4 separate regions of the Homo sapiens genome follow, and all the other regions are linked to region 3. A link is a loop called in an ENCODE intact Hi-C map of the cell type or tissue named here. Cell type or tissue: CD4-positive, alpha-beta T cell. All regions are shown on one strand. Region 1 overlaps UMODL1 (uromodulin like 1). Region 2 overlaps ABCG1 (ATP binding cassette subfamily G member 1). Region 3 has its middle 46 kb from the start of RSPH1. Region 4 has its middle 14 kb from the start of TFF2.

Evidence for each region. Peaks named below come from ENCODE experiments on the same cell type or tissue, not always from the same donor. Only the 100,000 strongest peaks of a DNase experiment are listed, where the experiment ranks them.
Region 1: a loop joins it to region 3, with 13 times the contacts of the local background. A loop is called at or near these places in 77 of 110 quality-filtered maps.
Region 2: it touches region 3 in a loop (4-fold over the local background); 6 of 110 quality-filtered maps call a loop at or near these places.
Region 4: a loop joins it to region 3, with 9 times the contacts of the local background. A loop is called at or near these places in 34 of 110 quality-filtered maps.

What each region holds. Positions count from the first base shown.
Region 1 is chr21:42,142,624-42,147,623 of GRCh38, forward strand. It overlaps UMODL1 (uromodulin like 1), which reads left to right. Exons shown (of 23, transcript NM_001004416.3): 23 at 1-373. Among named protein-coding and RNA genes, the nearest start is that of UMODL1-AS1, 37 kb to the left of the region's middle. In CD4-positive, alpha-beta T cell, a CTCF peak has its summit at 3,056 (motif pointing right); DNase peaks (open chromatin) are centred at 3,078 and 3,453.
Region 2 is chr21:42,255,673-42,260,672 of GRCh38, forward strand. The region is part of intron 2 of ABCG1 (ATP binding cassette subfamily G member 1); the gene reads left to right. Among named protein-coding and RNA genes, the nearest start is that of ABCG1, 39 kb to the left of the region's middle. In CD4-positive, alpha-beta T cell, CTCF peaks have their summits at 3,108 (motif pointing left) and 3,315; a DNase peak (open chromatin) is centred at 3,089.
Region 3 is chr21:42,448,093-42,453,092 of GRCh38, forward strand. No RefSeq gene overlaps it. Among named protein-coding and RNA genes, the nearest start is that of RSPH1, 46 kb to the right of the region's middle. In CD4-positive, alpha-beta T cell, CTCF peaks have their summits at 1,965 and 2,166; a DNase peak (open chromatin) is centred at 2,079; H3K27ac peaks cover 863 bases.
Region 4 is chr21:42,334,880-42,339,879 of GRCh38, forward strand. No RefSeq gene overlaps it. Among named protein-coding and RNA genes, the nearest start is that of TFF2, 14 kb to the right of the region's middle. RefSeq lists enhancers at 999-1,500, 2,979-3,674, 4,180-4,309. In CD4-positive, alpha-beta T cell, CTCF peaks have their summits at 3,126 and 3,326; a DNase peak (open chromatin) is centred at 3,152.

The DNA of each region.
Region 1 (5,000 bases), 310 kb before region 3:
TTGACTTTTCTCCTGTGTACCAAGGTATTGCTTTTATTTACACGACAGCGACTCAAAAGGCACTCGATTAATGTGACAACCTTTTCAATAAGCAGAAATAACGTAGGTACACATCACTCTTTACATTTTTCTAAGCATTTTCACAGCCGTTTCTTCATATAATCCGACCACAGTGGGAGGTGTGATTTACCCATTACACAATGAGAAACCAGAGGAGCCGATGAGTTACTTAATTGAGGTCACAGAATGAATTAGCAAGAAAATGGTTCTAAAATCTAAGTATTTTAGTCTAGAATTTTCTCCATTACATCATCCTAAGAGATAATGCTCTGTACTTCATTTGAAATAAACTGGAATTGTATTAGATAGCTCACACCTGAAAGTAGAGTGTTTTTCCTCAGTGAACTTAGAATTATAACATGGCCTTAGTTTTCAACCCATGATACTAATTTTGTTGAATATAATTAATTGTCATTCATACAGAACATTTGGGGAAAGGAGTATTTTGATTTACTGGATATTCTCAGAGTCAGTAAAGAATGACAGTGGGTAATATGTGTGGATCACAGATTCTGATCAAGTAGAATCAATCGCATAAGACACTGAAATGTGGCTGGTTGTGCTGGATGCTCCATTTGGGATGGTCCATCACAGGCTCGCTGAGCATCCAACGAGGGCCGGTGCTGTGTTGGGCACGCTGGGGAGGCCAGAAACGCATCTCTGGTTCTTCCCAAGTCATGTCCCGCTGTTCTGATGTCAGCTGAGGAGCTTTCACTTGCCTTTCTTGGAAGAGCATGACACATATTCAGTAAAACCAGCTGTTGAGCCCCATGACTGTGTGGCTCTTTGGATTTCAGATAAAGTCATTGACATATATTTAAAAACCCTGTCTTTCAAACTTCATCTACAGTTTTCAAGTAATTTTTTTTTTTTTGAGACAAAGTCTCGCTCTTGTTGTCCAGGCGGGAGTGCAATGGCGTGACCTCGGCTCACTGCAACCTCCACCTCCCGTGTTCAAGCAATTCTCCTGCCTCAGCCTCCTGAGCAGTTGGGATTACAGGCTCCTGCCAACACGCCTGGCTAATTTTTGTATTTTTAGTAGAGATGGGGTTTCACCATGTTGGCCAGGCTGGTCTCGAACTTCTGACCTCAGGTGATTCACCTGCCTCAGCCTCTCAAAGTGCTGGGATTACAGGCATGAGCCGCTGCGCCTGGCCTCATGTAATCTTAATACATGTGCCACGTCTGTTCATTTGTGTTTTCTGTAATAATGAAAACTTGGTTTCCTGTCATCCTACCTCCCCCATCCAAGTCTATTCTTCGACAAACACTTCCTGAGCACTCACAGTGCTCCAGGCCCTGAGCTTAGCGCTCTGGGCGAAGTGATGAGAGGGACAGACCAAGCCCTGCCCTCACAGAGCACACGGTCTTGTGGGGGAGGGAGACGCTGAAGTCAGATGATGACAGCCATGGTAAGTACTGAGAGTGATGATTGCATGTGTGCTGTGAGATGCCCCTGACCTGGTCCCTTCATCCACCCATCTAACCATCTAACCATCTACCCATCCATTCACCCACCGACCCAACCACCCATTTGTCCACCTGTTCACACATCCGCTCGTCTGTCCATCCATCCACCCACCCACCCATCCACCCATTCACCCATCCATCTGTCTGTTCATCCATCCAACCATCCATTCATCTATTCAACCATCCATCCATTCATCCACTCAACCATTTATCGATCCATTCATCCAACCACTCACCCATGCATTCACCCACTCATCCACCCCTCCATCCATCCATCCACCTCCATCCACCCATCCACCCAACCATCTGACTGACCATCCACTCAACCATCCATCCATCCATCCATCCATCCACCCACCCATCCATCCACCCATCCATCCATCCATCCATCCATCCAACCAAGGAATGTGTATTGAGTCCCAGTTTATATACTGACATGAGGAAGACAAGAAAAATGAGGCAGAGTTTTTGCCCTCAAGTATTCACAATCCATCTGAAGAAAAACCCCTGTGGATACTATAATACGTGCAGTAAATACAGGGAGGCCTCTGGTGGAAGGAAGAGAGAGAAACAGAAAAATGCACGTCTATGCATATGGACTTGTGCACCTGTTCCCATTACTTCATTGGAAGGGCTTTGGGATGCTGCTGTGTCATGACTGCTGTTTAAGAATATTATCAGCATGCATATTGCTTGCAGCTTAAACCCTCCGATCCTAGACTGTTTCCACTGGCATGGCTTAAGGGATTAAATCCAAAGTGTATGGAAACAGAAGGAGGAAGGGAGGGCCCCTGGGTGACCCTTGGATGTCTGTAGAAGTTGTTCACTGCTCTCCAGTGCAGATGTCACCCCAGGGTTGTGCAGTGCACAACCTGTAAGGCCAGACTTCAGGGCCTTGGAGACTTCCCAGAAGATCTCTTAACAGACTGAGTGGGCAACTCAAATCCTCCTGTCTGTGGAAGCGGGGAAACTGACATAGACATATTCTATACAAGCCTCATTATAAGCCCTCCACAAATGATTGTTCTCACTGCGCAGTTGAGGAAATGGAGACAGCAACTTTTCTGAAGCCAAACAGCTGGCCAGTGAAGGAACTGCAATTCAAACCAAGCTCATTGGGTGTAAAGTTCATGCCACCCTCTGCTTTCTGTGGGGGATGGGAAGGAGGGTCTTTGCAGGCTTTAGAACTCAGAGTACCTCTGAGATGTGGGAAGAGGGCTTAGGGGTTCCCCAAGGCCAGTGGGCCTTGGGCTCCTGGGGTTCTGGGTCCCTGGAGGTTCTCATGTTCAGACACTATTGGGATCTCAATCTTCCTGGCCCAGGATCCCAAGCTGTGAATCACTGGAAAGTGGAAGATCTGATGGAGGTGGAGGGTCTGATGGAAGAGAATCTGATGGAGGAGGGTCTGATGGAGGTGAAGGCTCTGATGGAGGAGGGTCTGATGGCGGGGGAGGGTCTGATGGAACTGGAGAATTACTGGGGCTTTCCATGGGCCCTCTGGCCCAGGTTGCATCTCTCCATGCTGGCCACTAGATGGCGACATTAGCTGGAGTCCACGCTGGAAACCGAATGTCCCCTGAGTTTCCGCAGCAACCACATCCCTGGGTTCTCTTGTTTGTTCTCTTTCACTGGATTTGAGCCTCTTGCGTGTCTGAAATTGTTCTGCAGACCTGCAGGCTCCGGGGCACATGTGTGCAAAGGTGGTGCCCTGGAGGCCCTGTAAATAGCTCAGAAAGTGAGGCTGGTCTTCTTCAGAGACTGAGTGATTGCGAAGTGCAGGACAAATGAGTCTATGTGGGGGCCACAGCACGGATGTCCACCCTCCCATCTGGATTTCCCAAGAATGGGAGACATCTTTTCCCTCCCTTCCCGTTTCTGGGAGGACAGGGGCAGATGGACAGGCGAGTAAGACAGGTGGCAGGGAGCCAGCAGCCCTAGGAGCTGGTGCTGGGGAGGCCCAGGTGAGATCCCTGTGGCTCAGAAGAGGACCTCTGCATGTGGAAGGGACGCCCGCAATGCCCAGTGACACCTCTCTCTATTGTGGAGGGTGACGGAGTCTGCTGAGGTAGCCACATAAGCACCTAAACCAGAAGTGAGTATCTAAAACGGCCTTGCATGCCATAAGTCATCAGATAAGAGGGGCTGGACAGGGGCTCCCCAAGCCTGTCCTCAGCTGTGACCAGGTGGCTAGCAACCCTCTTTAGTTTGAGCACCTGCTTTGTCCCAGAGAGGGAGTATTAAATGTCCGCTGTTCACCCCCCACGCCCCATCTCTGTCCCTCCTGGGGAGGAAGGCTGTGGTGGGAGTCAACCCTCGCATCCCATCTCTGTCCCTCTTGGGGAGGAGGGCTGTGGTGGGAGTCAACCCTCGCATCCCATCTCTGTCCCTCTTGGGGAGGAGGGCTGTGGTGGGAGTCACCCCCCGCACTGTGTCTCTGTCCCTCCTGGGGAGGAGGGCTGAGGTTGGAGTCACCCCCTGCACCCTGTGTCTGTCCCTCCTGGGGAGGAGGGCTGCAGTGGGAGTCAATCCCCGCACCCCGTCTCTGTCCCTCCTGGGGAGGAGGGCTGTGGTGGGAGTCACCCCCCGCACCCTGTCTCTGTCCCTCCTGGGGAGGAGGGGTGCAGTGGGAGTCAATCCCCGCATCCCGTCTCTGTCCCTCCTGGGGAGGAGGGGTGCAGTGGGAGTCCCAAGATGCAGGCTCCTCCCAGTTCTCTGCTCACCTGTGCTGAGGCTCTGCGATCTGTGGAATGGGGCCGTGTTGCAGGCTCTTGTAAGGATCAGTGTTGCCCACCGAGGGCCCAGCACACAGGCTCCTAAGGTGACGAAGCACACATCCTGCTGCCAAAGTCACAGCAGCAGCGGCGCCCTCAGACGGGCCCGTGGGCCTCCTCCGCACAGTGTCGGGTGCTGAGTGCCTCTTGTGGGCTCTGGGCTTCGCGTCCAGCACTGCCAAAGTTGCCCAGGTTTCACGGGAAGCTCGCGGCAGGCCGGGCCCAGCAGCCTTCCGGGAGAAGGACACTACGCATCTGCGGCCCTGCATGCCCCCAGGAGCCCATGGGCTCCAGCACGGGGGTGGGCAAGGGGCGAGAGTCTGGCCCCTCATCTCCTGGCAGATTTCAAAGTGTGGTCAGAAACATAGCTGGACTGGGCAACTGGCTGAAGTGGAAGTCATCATTCAGCTAATGAGGCTTGATCTTTTCTCCATCCCCTGCTACTGCTGGTGTCTGTGCTGGCCTGGAGCTCACCCCACCTCACCCGGGCAGAGCAAAGGCCCTTGGCTGGCAGATGCTGGAGGGTCTGTAAACTTGCTGGTGAATGCCCGGCTGTGGACACACAGCAGATGCCTGTCAAGGGAGAAGGAGCCAAGGAGAGCCCTGGGGATTCCCAAGAGCTTTAGGGTGTAGGGAAAATCGCCCAGGCAGGCTGATTCTGCGAGGCTTGTCCCTATAGCAGGAGATGGCCTGTGCGAA
Region 2 (5,000 bases), 190 kb before region 3:
AATCACAGAGCAGCTCTCAGAGCCCAAACTCATTGTTTCTCCTGGTTTTGTTTGTGTTGACTTTCCCTTTAATCCATGCTCAAGCCCCTCACCTGTTTAGAGGGGATGTGGCCCGACTTTCAATGAAAATCTCTCCAGTTCTCCTGCCGTGGCCTCTCGGGCTCCTGGGGAACAGCACCCTGAGCCTTCTCCTTCTTAACTGGTGAGTTCTGCAGAGAATGGGGCTATGGTTGATAGTGTAGTCTTTGGGAACTTTTGTTATTGGACAAATGTCCACTTTGTTTTCTAGGACATCTCTTTGTGTCCCCCAGAGTGAACCAGCTGGAGCCAGGGAGCCCCTAGAGCAGTAGCAGCCATTAGGGGGAGCCACTGGGAGTCAGGTGCCTTGACTTGGATCCAGGTGTGCACCCTTTCTTTCCAAGGGTCTCTGGGTGAGGCCCGTGACCTTCCCAAGCCTCTCCCTGTCTTGTGAAACCTGGGCGTGATATACCTCCCTTTTAGGGCTGCTGCGATCATTTAGGCAGATTAAACCTCATAAGTGGTTTCCCATACAAGAAAGATGCTAGCAGTGCAACAGACAGAACACTTACCTGCCTGCCCTCCCGCCAGGAGGTGGTCTTCCAACTTTTGCCCGGAGTCTACAGAGGGTGGGCCCTCTCTGCTGGGGCTCCGGGACATGGTCAGGAGAGGTTGGTCTGTCTGTACCGCCATTCTCTTGGCCAGACTGTGGTGTCTGGTCCCTACTCACACCTTCCTGTCAGAGTATCCAGAGGCCGCAGAGTATCCACACCCTGGCTGGGTGTACTGGCTACAGATGGCTGTGGCTCCAGGTCACCTGCGTGCCTGGGTGATGAGAAATAATGTCACAACAAATATCCCATCTGCATTCTCTGGGACACTGACCCATGAAGAGAAAGCAGTTCTCACAGTTTTTACAGGCACAGGTCAGCTCTCAGAGTGCTGGGGACAGGGTTCCCACCAGGCAGCCCTTTCTGCTCCTCCCAGAGACTGATGGCTTCTCTGCATTCAGAGGGATCTGGGAGCATTGCAGGAATAGGCTCTGGCTCTTCAGAAATGATCACGAGCTTAAGGAACTGGGTCTGCAATGTGAAGCCTTAGGTCCACTCTCCTTGGTGGGAGCTCATGCCCTCCCCAGGCTCCAGGACCCAGTCAGGATTCTTAATTCACGTGGCTATGTCAGCGCAGCTGTCACTCCCGGAAATGAAGAGAGACCCCTCTTGCCGTCCTTCTCACATTGCTTGCACTTTCCAGCATGCATTTTGTTGTGATGTTTTGTCTGTAATTGCAACTCCAGCAGCAGCCAGTGTTTATTAACCATTTTCTATATGCCGGGCTCAATGTGAGGCATTTCGAACACATTCTCTTGTTTGGTCTTCACAGACACCCTTAAGGTTAAGTACTCATTTCATGCCCATTACCAGATGAAGAAAACAAATTTTAAAAACTCAAGGAACTTGCCCAAGGTCACACGGCTAATTAGAGGCCGAATCTAGAGCCGATTTGGAAATTTCAGGGCCCACTGGAATCTCCTGGGTCATGCCCCAGGCCAATTCCTTCAGAAGCGTTTCTCAAACTCCCCAGGAGATTCCAGTCAATCAATTTGCAGGCAGCTTTTTGGGAACCCAGCTGGGCTGGAGTCTATGTAGAATATCCATGGCACCCGCAGCCTCTGCAGCATCTGGCCTGAGTTATTCTTCCATTGCCCGGTGCTATCATACAGATACAGGACTGGTGACTACAAACAGTGTTAGCAGGACGTACTTGGAGCTCATTTGGCAGTGGGAGTGGACGTGCTGGGGGCCATCCCCCTTCCACCTGAAGCGTTCTTGTCCTAAAGCATGTTGCTGAGACAGCTGTGTAGGGCGTGGCGGTGACCCTGGGGAAGGACCGTACTGAGAGCTCCAGACTCCAGCCAGCCTCCTCACTTTGGCCACATTCCAACAATGCTTACTGCCTTCCACAGTGGATGAAATATTCCAGAAATCAGAATGTGTTGAAATGTGTGGCAAAGAAGAATGTCATACTTGCATATGTGCTTACACTGGCCACTGAACTGCATACACAGTCCCAAGAGGTCTCCCTGCACCGCGAGGCCCATGCTAGAAAAGGCGTTCTTCAGGAACAGACTGAGGCTTCATGAAGATCCTTCCCTCCATCCATCACTCCATTAATCCTCCCCTCCATTCATCCCTCCACTCATCCCTTCATTTACTCCATCCATCCTTCCTCCCATTTTCCCATCCACTCCATCAGCCTCTCCATCCATCCCTCCACTCATCCCTTCATTTACTCCATCCATCCTTCCTCCCATTTCCCCATCCACTCCATCAGCCTCTCCATCCATCCCTCCACTCATCCCTCAACTCACCTCTTCATCCACTCCATCCATCCTTCCACACTTTTCCCCATCCACTCCATCAGCCTCTCCATCCATCCCTCCATTAATCCTCCCCTCCACTCATCCCTCCACTCATCCCTTCATTTACTCCATCCATCCTTCCTCCCATTTCCCCACCCACTCCATAAGCCTCTCCAACCATCCCTCCATCTGTTCCTCCATTAATTCTTCCCTCCACCCATCCCTCCCTTTATCTCTCCATCTATTTCTCTCTCCATCCCTCCCTTCATGTCTTCCTCTATCCCTCCTCCATCCCTCCCTCTATTCCTCCCTCCATCCCTCTTTCCATCTCTCCCTCCATCCTTCCCTCCATCCCACCTTCCATATCCCCCCCATCCCTCCCTCCATATCTTCCTCCATCCCTTCCTCCATCCCTCAATGCATCCCTCTCTCCATCCAGAGTTCACCACACCCTGAGTCCCCAGTGCTGCACTCCTGAAACTCACTCTGGGATTTGCAACTGGGGGTTGCCTTGAACATGTTCCCTGTGTATCCGGTTGAATTTTGGAAACACCCATATCTCCATCCACTCTATCAGCCTCTCCATCCATCCCTCCATCCATCCCTCCATTAATCCTCCTCTAGAGCATTCTACTAGAGAACAGCCGAGGTCAGCCTTCCTCTGCCTCTCAGGGGAGTAGGGCGCCTGCTGGCAGCTGCTGTAAGACTCGGGATGAGGGCTGCCCCCTGCAGGTGGCTCTGAAAGCTGCAGCTCTGAGTGGTGCCCCCAGCAGCAGCTTTGTTCCCTAATTAGGAGGGCACAGTGGCTGTCTAGAAGCACCCAGGAGGGAGCTGCTCCAGAACTTTCTTTATCAGCTGACAAATCAACCTTCTCATGTGAGGGGAGTTTGAGTCGTTCACTCCAGAATTCTGGAGAACCGTAGGATTCGGAGCTCCTTGAGGGCATAGCCAGTGCTTTCCCTTGTTCCTGGTGGTGATCCAAGCTTGCCTTTCTCTCAGACCTGCCTCAGTTGTCCTGTTCTCATACCCTGTTTTCCCCCAAGAACACAGGGTGCATCCCCAGCCTTAGCTGGATTTTCTTCCACCTTGCAAAGGCCCCTGCCTGGGAGACATGTCTTGGTGTGAGAGAGACGACATTGCGTTCCCAGATGTCGCTGGTGCTGGGCTCAGCTCCAAAGTTCTGGAGCAGAGTCAGCAAAGCACAGCCTGGAGACCAGATCTGTGCTCTGCCTGAGTTTGTAAGTGAAGTTTTGTTGCAGTAGCCACAGCCGTGCATGTACAGGTGGCAGCTTTAGCTTCTGCTAAACTGGAGAGCTCAGTGTTTGTGACAGACTGCGTGTCCTGCAAAATCGAAAATGTCTGTGATTCAGCTCTTCAGGGAAAAAGGGTGCCGATGTCTGGCCTACAGGGCTCAAGCATTGTCATCATGCCCCCATCCAACCGTCCACTCAAGGTGCATTGACTGAGGCTGGCTGGCTGGAGTCATCATGTGGGCCCTCAGGCTATGGAGGCAAATCGAGTGGCATTGCCTCTGCGGAGCTGGCCATTACCTTGTTTCCTAACTGTCACTCATTTGATAAAAACTGACAAGGTTGCTAGAGCCACGTGTTTGCAAACCAGTGGGCATTCGCACGTGCATGTAATCCACACAGTTACTCGGTGATGGGAGTATACTTGAGGGAAAGCAGCTCACAGATTTGCCACTTGCCACAGGTCATGGTTTAGGAAGAGGCAGAGGTGGGGTGTTTTCTCATTAGCCCATTCCCTCCTCCCTTTGGATGGAAGAAAGGAAAAGAGCAGGGGAGAGAGAGGCCAATGGCAAAGGAGCACAGCGGGAGAAAGAAGGCCCCCAGGCTTGAGCGGCCCTGAAGCTCAGCAGCTGTGGGTTGGACGGTGGTGTTGGCTTGCTCTTCCCCTTCCCTCCTGGTTTCTTCAGGCCAGTGCGGCATCCTGCACGTGGTCAGTCCAAGTCCAGGGAGGGCCCCATCACCTGGGGGTGGTCGCTATCAGTGGCAAAGTCTTGTCAGCAGCTCATGGGGCAGGAAGGGCCTATGGTTGGGGGTTTCCTGGCGATCCCATGGAGGAAGGTGAGGATGAGTTGTGTTGCTTCTCGGGTGAAGCTGGTCACGTGGCCCTAAAGGCATTCAGAGTAGATGCTCACTTCAACCCTGCAGGTGGCATTGGGCGGCAAGCATTTCTAGGACCCAGCTTCCACCACGGAGCCGAATGGTGGCCCGGCTGGGGCCAGGGCTCCTCTCGAGGGGGCCTGAGATGCTGAGACCCATGACGCTGCTGCTCCTGCCAGGGGCTCATCACCTGTGAAACACAAGCCGGGGAGCCTGAGTGTGGCAGAGTCTCCCTCCCCAGGGTTCCCTCTGCAGGATTTTGTTTGGGTTCTTTTGAAGTTGAAAAGATTTTCAAAAGAGCTCACCAGAATATCTAAAACCATGTTATTTAGGGAGGAGAGGAGCCGCATGGAAGGGCCCCAACTCCCCAGTGACCCCCTCCACCAAACGCACACCAACTGGTGGCATTAGAGGTGACAGTGCAGCAGGATGGACTTCTTACTTCCCCTCTCAGTCTTTGCACTCAGCCCCAAGCAGCTCCTGCCAAGGAGCCA
Region 3 (5,000 bases):
ACGCTCACATGCACACACACACACGCTGACTCTCCTACGGTTCTGGAGGTTGGCATTTTCTCAGCAGGCTATGTTTCTTCTGGAGCCTCCAGGGGAGGATCCTTGCCTTTTCTCACTTTTAGAGGCCACCTGCATCCTCCCTCCTCAAGTACAGCGGCGTAGCAGCCTCCAAGCTCTCTCAGTCTCTGCCTTCACAGCCACATCGCCTTCTGCTTCTGACTCTCCTGCCTCCCTCCTACAAGGGCCCTTGTGTTGACACTGGGCCCACCCAATAACCCAGGATCAATTCTCATCTCAAGAGCCTTAACCACACATGCAAAGTCCCTTTTGCCACATAAAGTTGCATATTCCCAGGTCCCGGGGATTAGGACATGAACATCTTTGGGGGTTATCCTGTAGCCTGCCATAACATACCCCAATCCTTCCAAGCACAGCGGAGCTGCCCGTACAGGGCCTCGGACATAGGGATTTGAGACACTCCCCTTGCAGGCCTTTTTTGGCTTCTCCTATTCTTGTTTCTGATCACGTAGAGGAGAGAAGAGGACTTTGCCAGTGGGAGAAGTAGGCTCCCCCGATTTAATGGGGCCCCAAAAGAAGGGCCACGAGCAAAGTGGAGTCTGTCCATGATGGTGATGCTGAGGAAGCTGGTCCAGCAGGGGATGGGGTCTCCCCAGTGGGGAGTCTCATGCCCCAGCCCACAGGTCACACCTGCTCCCACAGCCCACACATGTGGTGCCTCATGCTGCAGGCAGAGATCCCAGCACGGTGTAGTGACAGTCCATCGGTCTTTCATCTCTTCTAGCCCCCTGATCCAGTGCAGGTGTTATTTCATGATTGCAGTTTGGGGCTGTGGTGGTGGCTCTGTGAGTGCCTTTTATAGTGTGAATGCAGAGACAGGGCAGGAAGGACCCATGCTGCACCCTCAGCCTCCCCTGTGAGCACCCAGGCAAGTGGAGGGCAGAACACAAAGGGAGCTCTTGTAGAAATAAAGATGGTGAACACCCCGGGCTGTGACAAAAACGGCCCACATTGTGTAGAATGCACAGGAGGCCAGACCCAATAAAAGTTTCCTTGCTGTTTTAGTCAATCAAACACGACCTCCTGAGAAAAAGACGCATCTGTCTGTCCCTTGTTTTATTTCACTAATGATGTAGTTTTTCTGTGTCCAAACATAAAGAAGTTTGAAGTTGACACAGCCACAGAGAGCAGAGCATGCACCCCACTCACAGGCCTGCTTCGAGTCCAGGCCATACCGAAATGACGTCTTCAGGGAGATTGTTCTAGACGCATCCCAGCAGATACCGACTAGAGAAGAGATGGATTCACTGGGATGTAGGTGGCTGGGCAGTACGTCCTGCAACAAATACACCCCACCGCTGGGCACCTGGGTGGTTGTTCTTTCTCCTCGGCAAGTGTGTGGTTGGGTCCAAGTCCCTCCTGGATACCACAGTGCCACGCTCGCTAATCATGATGATGAATTAAAGTGCTGCAAGTCAAGGTATGGCATTGAAATCACAGTCACGTGTTCAGGTGGTCTGTAATGAATCTCTGGATTCACCTTCTCAGGGGTGAAGCTTCCAGGTCCTCCACCCTGGGCAAAGCCAGACACAGGTAATTCCCCTCTCATCCTGCTGGGCTGCTCACAGGTTTTGCAAGGAGAATGAGATGGGTTTGAAACTCAGATCTCCAGATCTCCAGATCTAGTGTGCAAGAAATAGCATTTTCTCGATATTCTATGCTTCTGGTTCTGTCAGACCCTCATTCCACCCCCAAGGCAGAGGACCCCAGTTCAGTGGTTCTGTTCCTCCAGAAGGAACCATTCGCTGTATGGACTGAGCCTTGCGGACAGAGCTGGGCTGGAAAAGGGCAGAGACGGAAATGCCTGGTGGGATTATCATGATTGGGTGTAAACTGTCTACTCTATGAACCAATAGGAAATCCCAAAAAAAGAAAACAAAAGACACTCTTTTTTCCTTCCTCTCCCTGGGTGGGTCGCTTTGGTGTTTGTGAGCCAAGTCTGACCCCTGCTGACACCGTCTGGAAGTGGACGTCCTGTCACCAACGCCATCCCAACCCATGCCCCACCCACATTCTCTTGTTGACTTCCTCACTGTGTGCTTGAAAAAAAAAACAAGCCTGGGCCAGGCATGGTGACTCATGCCTGTAATCCTGGCACTTTGGGAGGCCAAGGCGGGCAGATCACGAGGCCAGGAGATCGACACCACCCTGGCCAACATGGTGAAACCCCGTCTCTACTACAATACAAAAACGTAGCCAGGCGTGGTGGCGCATACCTGTAGTTCCAGCTACTCAGGAGGCTGAGGCAGGGGAATCGCTTGAACCAGGGAGGCGGAGGTTGGAGCAAGCCGAGATCGCGCCACTGCACTCCAGCCTGGCGACAGAGCAAGACTCCGTCTCAAAAAAAAAAAAAAAGAAAAAGAAAAAAACAAGCCTGAAAGGGAATTCTACCAGCGTTCCCTGAGGCTGAGCGGATGACAATGTTGTTTTGCAGCTTAATGTTCCCCTCCGAGACCTGGTTCTTTGGAAAGATGGAAAGTGGTGAGAAGGGGGCGGAGCCGGCCTCAAGCTGGGCAGCCAAGGGGGCCAAAGGCCTAAGCCAGTGCCTGTCTCCAGGCTGCAGCCTGTGGTGCTGAAGAGCTTAAGGACAGGCCTGGGACCACCAAGCCAAGCACTGGCCCTGGCAAACACTGCTGCACTCGTCTAAGAAGAAAGAGCTATCATAACCGTCCACCAAAGTACATCTTATTTTAGAACCAAATTTGAGACTTTTTTAAACGTGATTCATATTGGTGCATATTATGGGCTGAGTTGAATGCTCCCTCCCCCACCCAAATTCAACCAGCCAACAATTCTGCAAGGATCAGAAGTCGGAAGAAAGGAAAATGGCAGCATCGAATGCACAGCCACAAATCCCAAGAAGGCCCCAGGAGCCTGGGAGTGGCTGCGGAGGAATTTAGGGCTGGATGGCCCACAGGACATGGTGAGAACCACTACCATGGGCTGAATTGTGTCCCCCTGAAAAGCTATGTTGGAGACTGATATGGTTTGGTTCTGTGTCCCCACCCAAATCTCATGTTGAATTGTAATCCCCAGTGTTGGGGGAGGGACCCTAACCCTAACCCTATAAACATGGTATTTTTTATATCCTCATATCCTCATACCATATTTAAACCTATGGTAAGCACCTGCTCTTCCACAGGAACAGCAGATAACTGGAAATCTTAGAGGCCTTCCCAGAACTGGGGTTCATCAGAACATGGGTGGCTCCTGACCCATCACTCCCAGACCCAGAGCTTATGCACCATAGGGGAGAGGTGGTTCAGAAGGGATGTGCAGGACAACTAAAGTACAGTAACATCGAGGTCGCTTGACCTGAGGGCAGGACCTATGGTAAGTACCTGCTTTTATGTAGGTATATACAGTAAAGGGAGCAGTCATAGCAGTGGGGGAAGGAAGGTGATTAAATAAATGACACTGGGACAACTGGATCACATTTGGGGAAAAGAAGGTTGGAATCACTCCTCATTCCTCATACCAAAAAAAAACATCAAAGATTTAAATATTTAAAAAAAAAGAAATCATGGGCCGGGCGCAGTGGCTCACGCCTATAATCCCAGCACTTGGGAGGCCAAGGCAGGTGGATCACTTGAGGTCAGGAGTTCGAGACCAGCCTGGCCAATGTGGTGAAACCCTATCTCTACTAAAAATACAAAAATTAGCCAGGCATGGTGGCAGGCACCTGTAATCCCAGCTACTCAGGAGGCTGAGGCAGGAGAATCACTTGAACCTGGGAGGCGGAGGTTGCAGTGGGCCGAGATCACACCACTGCACTCCAGTCTGGGCGGCAGAGTGAGACTCCATCTCAAAATAAATAAATAAATAAAAATAAAAACTATCATAGAGTTAAAAAGTAAAAGGTAAGCTGGGAAAGCTCTGTGCTTCTCATGCCGCCCAGTTCCAGCCCACCCCCTCCAGGAAGCCCTCCTGGCCGCCAGCCCACCTTGCTGCCCCTGAATCCCAGCTCAGGCGTCCTCTGCACAATTCATGTCAGTCGTGTCTGCCTTGTCCTGTTGTTGCGGTCTCTCATCGTCTTGTCTGTCACTCCTTCCCAGGGGTTGCAATAGTGACCGTGTGCCGGGCTTCCAGGCAGCCCCAAGTCCAGTGGGACCAGTGACCCCCCTGCAAAGCTTCTCTGCTCCTATAGGCCAGGATTTCCCAGCCTTGGCACTATTGACATTTGGGGCCAGATACATCTTTGTCAGAGGACGCCCTGTGCATTGTGGGATGTCCAGCAGCATCCCTGGCCCTCCCCTACTGAAGCAGCAGTACGTCCCTCACCCCAGCCCACCAGTTGTGATAAACAAAGATGTCTCCACATGCTGCCAAATGTCCCTGGGGGAGCAGGATCATCCCCAGCTGAGAAGTACCGATGTATTCCCTTCACAGGTCTGCATGGAACCCTGGCCTCAGGGCTCCCACCAGGGCACTCAGGCATAGCGCGAATGGGCACAGGTGTGTTAGGAGTCTGGAGTCGCACATGTGCACTCCTGCTGAGCAGACAGACCTTTATGGAGACGAAGGTTGGAAAGGAATCGGTGCACATCTCGAGCTGAACACTTGTGTGATGCTGCTACGGAGGAAGTCCGAGCAGAACTGGAACTTTGCGGACACTGCCCCTGGACGTAGGTGTGGGCCTGGGCAGGGGGAGCCACGCGGAGGTGCGACCAAGTCCTGCACGGACCTCACTGCCTCCGTGTGATGTGGTGGCTGTGCTGTGAGGGCAGCTGAGCCCTGTGTCCAGCCTCGTAGTCCTCTTGGCTGGCCCCACACTCAAATTCTAGAACATTTAAGTGCAGTGCACCGTGGACACCACGAGGCTCCACACTGTTGGACTCCAGTCCTTTAGCCCAGCTGGGAGCAGCCCTGACACAATAATTCTTCAACAGAGGCTTCTCCTTAACCCTGTCTCATGCTTCTCC
Region 4 (5,000 bases), 110 kb before region 3:
GTTTAATTCCCAATATTAATACAACTTCTTCTCAAGCACACATGAAATATTCACAAAATTTAATGGTACATTTGCACACAAAAAAGCAATAAGTTCCATAAAGTAAAAGTTTTGGCTGGGTGCAGTGGCTCAGGCCTGTAATTTCAGCACTTTGGGAGGCCAAGGAGGGATGATAACTTGAGGCCAGGGGTTCAAGACTAGCCTGGGGCAACATGGCAAAGCCCTGTCTCTACTAAAAATACACACACACAAAATTAGCCAGGTGTGGTGGTGCACGCCTTTAATCCCAGCTACTTGGGAGACTGAGGCATGAGAATCGTTTGAACCTGGAAGACAGAGGTTGCAGTGAGCCAAGATCATGCCACTGCACTCCAGCCTGGGTAACAGAGAGAGACTCTGTCTCAAAAAAAGAAAAGTAAAAATGTTATAATCACTCTATGATCAAGTGCAACAAAACCAAAAAATATTAACATTATTGCACATGGAAATGGAAATATCTTCTATTAAATACTTGTGGCTAAAAGATAAATTACTAACCAAAATTATAGAATATTTTAGAAATTATGATAATAAAAACACCACATTTCTGAATCTATGGGCAATATTTAAAATGGTAATTAGTGGAAAGTGCATAGATTTAAACACATGCCATTAATCCATAAATTGAATTCCCAAACCAGAAAACTAGGAAAAGAATAGCTTGTTGAAAAAAGGCTGAAAGAAAGCAAAGGGAAAGAAATCAATGAAGTACAGAAGAGAAAAAGAGTGGAATTCTTTTTCACAAATTCAATCCCAGTTATTTTTAAAAATTAAACAAAATATGCAAACCACTGGCTAACCCAATAAAAAAAATGAAAAAAGGATCCACAAATATCCAGAATAAGAATTGACAATGAAGGAAACAACTATTGAAACAGAAGAGTCTTTAAAAACGGTAAGAGGCTACCCTGAATAACTTTATGCAACTAATTTTTAATATCTAGATGAAACGCGTAAGTTCCTAGGAAAATAACAGTTTAACAAAATGGGTCCAATAGAGACATAGGGCTGAAATAAACCGTAGAAGAAATGGAAAACGTTATCAAGGAGCTGTCAACAAAATCATTAAACAGGATTTTGCTTATTTTTTTAAAAAAGAAAGAGACTTTATTCCAGTAAACATTTTGCAAACCAGGGAGACACCCCCTTCGGTACAAAACAAAGGTGCAATCTGAGACAACAAAGAGAGGGGTTGTCTTTTAAAGAGAAAGCTCCCTCTGGGTTCCCACTCTCGTCTGCTATGCAAATAGGGGATGCAAACTTGCTTAGCTGTGGTTAGTTGACGCTTGTTTAGTTCTGATTGGTAGATGTGGGCCACATTCTCCTGGTGAGCTCCAGGGGCCGAGGGGAGGCTTTCCAGTAGCCGTTGATACAGGAGTGAACAGGAGCAGCTATGAATGTCCCAGAACGAAGCAAACATGTGGGTTTCCAGGAATGCAGAGTACGTGTGTGACGTCTAGTCAGCAAATGGCCACACGGCTCTATTTTGAATTTAGCCCCAGTTGGCTCCCCGGGATCCACCTTGAAGGGCTGGTTCTTTCGGGATTCCCAGAAAAAAAAGCCGTAAGAATCTCCATGTCCAGATAATCTCACAGGGAAATTCTAGCCAAGCTTCAAGTACCTAACAGTCCCAATGCTGCAAAAATTGTTTCAGACACTTAAAAACAAAGGAAAATGCACAAATTTATACAAAAATGTGAACTGAAAATGTGTCATAGACAAAAGTATAAGCACCAAAGTTATAAAACTCCTAGAAGAGAATATAATAGAACACGTCCGTGGCCTTGAATTAGGCAGAGATTTCTAGGTAGGAAACATAAAGTTTGAATCATAAAAGAAAAATGAGAAAAACTAGATTTCATCAAAATTAAAGATATTTTCTCTTTGAAAAATATTCTTAAGGAAATGAACGAAAAGGTAAGTCACAGACTAGGAGAAAATATTTGCACAAAATATATCTAGTAAAGGACTTGTATGCAGAATATATAAAGAATTTTACAACTCATTACAAAGAAGAAAAAGACACCTGAGTTAAAAAGTGTTGAAGATTTAGACAGATACTTTACCTGAGAAGATGTGTGAAAAATAAGCTCATGAAAAGATGTTCAACATCCTTAGTTACTAGTGAAATGTAAATTAAAATGAAAACAGGATATCACATTCCACACACCACAATGGCTAAAATGTAAAAGACTAGTAAACCAAGGATGTAGTAAGCATTTGCAAATCTCCTCCATTGTGGCTGGGGAGACAAAATGGCTCAATCCTTGGAAAACAATTTTTTCAGATTCTTATGAAGTTAAACATAACACCGTACTATCCAGAAATCCACTCATAGCTACACTTCCAAGAAAAAAGGCATTTCCTCAAGCATTTACCCAAATCCCTTCACATACATGTGCATAATTGTTCATAGTAACTTTACCCATAATAGTAAAAAGCTGGGAATAATCCAGATGTCATCACCTGGTAAATAGGTAAGCATATTGCAGTGTATCCTGCTGTGGAATACTACTCAGCAATGAAAAGGAACGAACCACCCTTCTGTGCAACAACCTGGAAGAATCTCAAAGAAAGCTGTGTGCTGTGTGAAAGAAAACAGACTTCAAAGACTGTGCACTGTCTGCACTGTGTGATTAAACTTACTTGAAATTCTAGAAGAAATGAAACTAAAGCAAAAAAACACAGATTCTTGGTTTTCTGGCGCTAGGGAGAGGCTATTGACAGCAAAGGGCACGACGGGATTTTCTTGGAGGGAATGAATGTTCTACATCTTGATTGTGGTAGTGTTTACACAGTTGTATACATTTGTCAAAACTCAATGAACTGATTCATTTAAAATGGGTGAGTTTTATTGTATGTGAATTATACCTCCGAGAAACTAATTTTTAAAAAAATCTCAAGGCATGAGCATTGCCATCATCAGCGTTACTAATGTGAACACAGTGAACTGATGAAATGACGGGGCAATTTGCAACGTGTGATAGGCACTGAGATCTCTCTCTGGACATCAGGAAGCTGCGTGTTGTCAGATGCCGAAGCCGAACCCACTTGCCCATTGGGCTGCAGGAAGGCTGAGAGTCTGTCCCCAGCATGGATAGCAGAGGGCGCTGTGGAGCATCATTAGCCTGTAGGGTTCTTTAGGGGAAAACACCTTAATGAGCCCTGTGCGCTCGGAAGGTTGAATAGAGGGCCCTTCCTTCCTCTAAGCCACATTTCTGGTTGCGCCACATTAAGTCAAACAATTATTAAGTGCTGAGCAGTCTTTGGATCACAGAAAACAAACACAGAGGCTGCAGCCACTGGGCCCTGTGGAAAACTGGCGGCCGTCCTGCGATGGTGTCAGCTCATCCGTGTCCGCGCTGCTGGAGGCCTGGCAGGAGCTGAGATCAGAGCCCTTCAGCGGGAGTGGGGCTACTCCTCCCTCCCCTGGTTTCCCTGGAAGCTGAGAAAGTTCCCAGGAAAGTGCTGAAAACCTCCCACCACTCTTTACACAGACCTGAGAGGGGGCTGAGGTGGGGGAAGCTCTGTTGCAGAGATGGGCTGACTCGGGGAATAGGCCGGTGGGGCGGGACAGATGCTGGAGGGACAGATGGGGCGTCAGAGGAGACAGAGGCTGTCAGGGAGCTGTGGTCCTGCACATGGGAACCAGTCCTTGCCCAGCCTGTCTGGAGGCCCCTGGGCTGCTGCTAGTTACTGAGAGGGCGCAGTGGCCAGGCTGCACCTCCCTGTGGCCTGGTCCCTCCACTAGCTGGAGGAAGGTGGGGCTGCTCCCTCCCAGCCAGTGCCGAGTGGCTGCAGACCCAGAAGACACACGCTGTATATATTCCTGCATGCATGGCCCTGAAATGGTGGCCTCATGGGTTGCAGTGTCCACGCTGCTTCCACAAGGAAGAAACGGCTGCTTGCTCCACGCCTGGGGGCCCCAAGGCTCAGGCATCCTTGCCGTGGCCCACCCAGCAAAGTGCAGCAAGAGGGAAGGCAACACGCCTGCCTATTTCACTGGCAAGGGCAGGCCCCCAGGGGTTTCTGGGAGAGGTACAATAGCAGAGTTCCAGCTTGGGGTGGGGATAGCTATGTGTCAGGACCACAGCATTAGCCAGGGCCACAGGCAGGTGAGGCAGAGGTAGGCAACCATGGAAGAGCCCCTGGGAGAGGAACCCCGATGTGCTTATGGAGGGGCTTGGTAGGCATTGGCCCTCCTGTGTGAGCAGGTGGAATGCTGAGGGTCTGATGGCCGGGTGCCCGCCACTGGGACAGTCACTGTGAGACAACCAGGACCACGTGTGTCTTCCCGGAAGAATGGGCCTAGGATATGAGGATGTGCATGTATGAACAATCATAGCAAGAACAGCTCTAAGCACATCCTAATTCAACTCATGAAGCCTCACCACAAACCCAGAAGGGAAGATGTTATGAATATCTGTACTTAGCATATGAGTAAAACTAGGGTCAAAAAGTCTACGTAACTTGTCCAAGGTCACACAGTGACCCTGAGAGAGAAATCGCTGTAGAGCCGAAGTGCGATAGATATTTTTGAGATCTGATTCACACACCCTCATTGCAGCCCCCTGACTCCAGTTAACTGCCCAGCATCCCATGGTGGGGGTCAGATTGGGCTTCTAAGGCAGGGTGGGTTGAGGGGGACATCACACTGGGGCTGGCCCCTGAAGCAATAGCTAGAGATATTCATGCGTGTACCACAACTCCAAACTATAGATAATGAATATAAAATGCATGTAATGAATATGCAGTCTATTCCCATTACATATTCTCTATTTGCAAATTCGCCTACTCACTAAAATTTATTGGTGACCCTAAATCAATACTTGGGGTGCTTTCAAGGTCGTTTGCAGAAACGTACAAAGTGGTGACAAATTTGAGTCACAGACATGCATATTCCCAACTGAAGTCACACAAGGCCTTTTTTATTTTTGAGATGGAGTCTTGCTCTTTTCGCC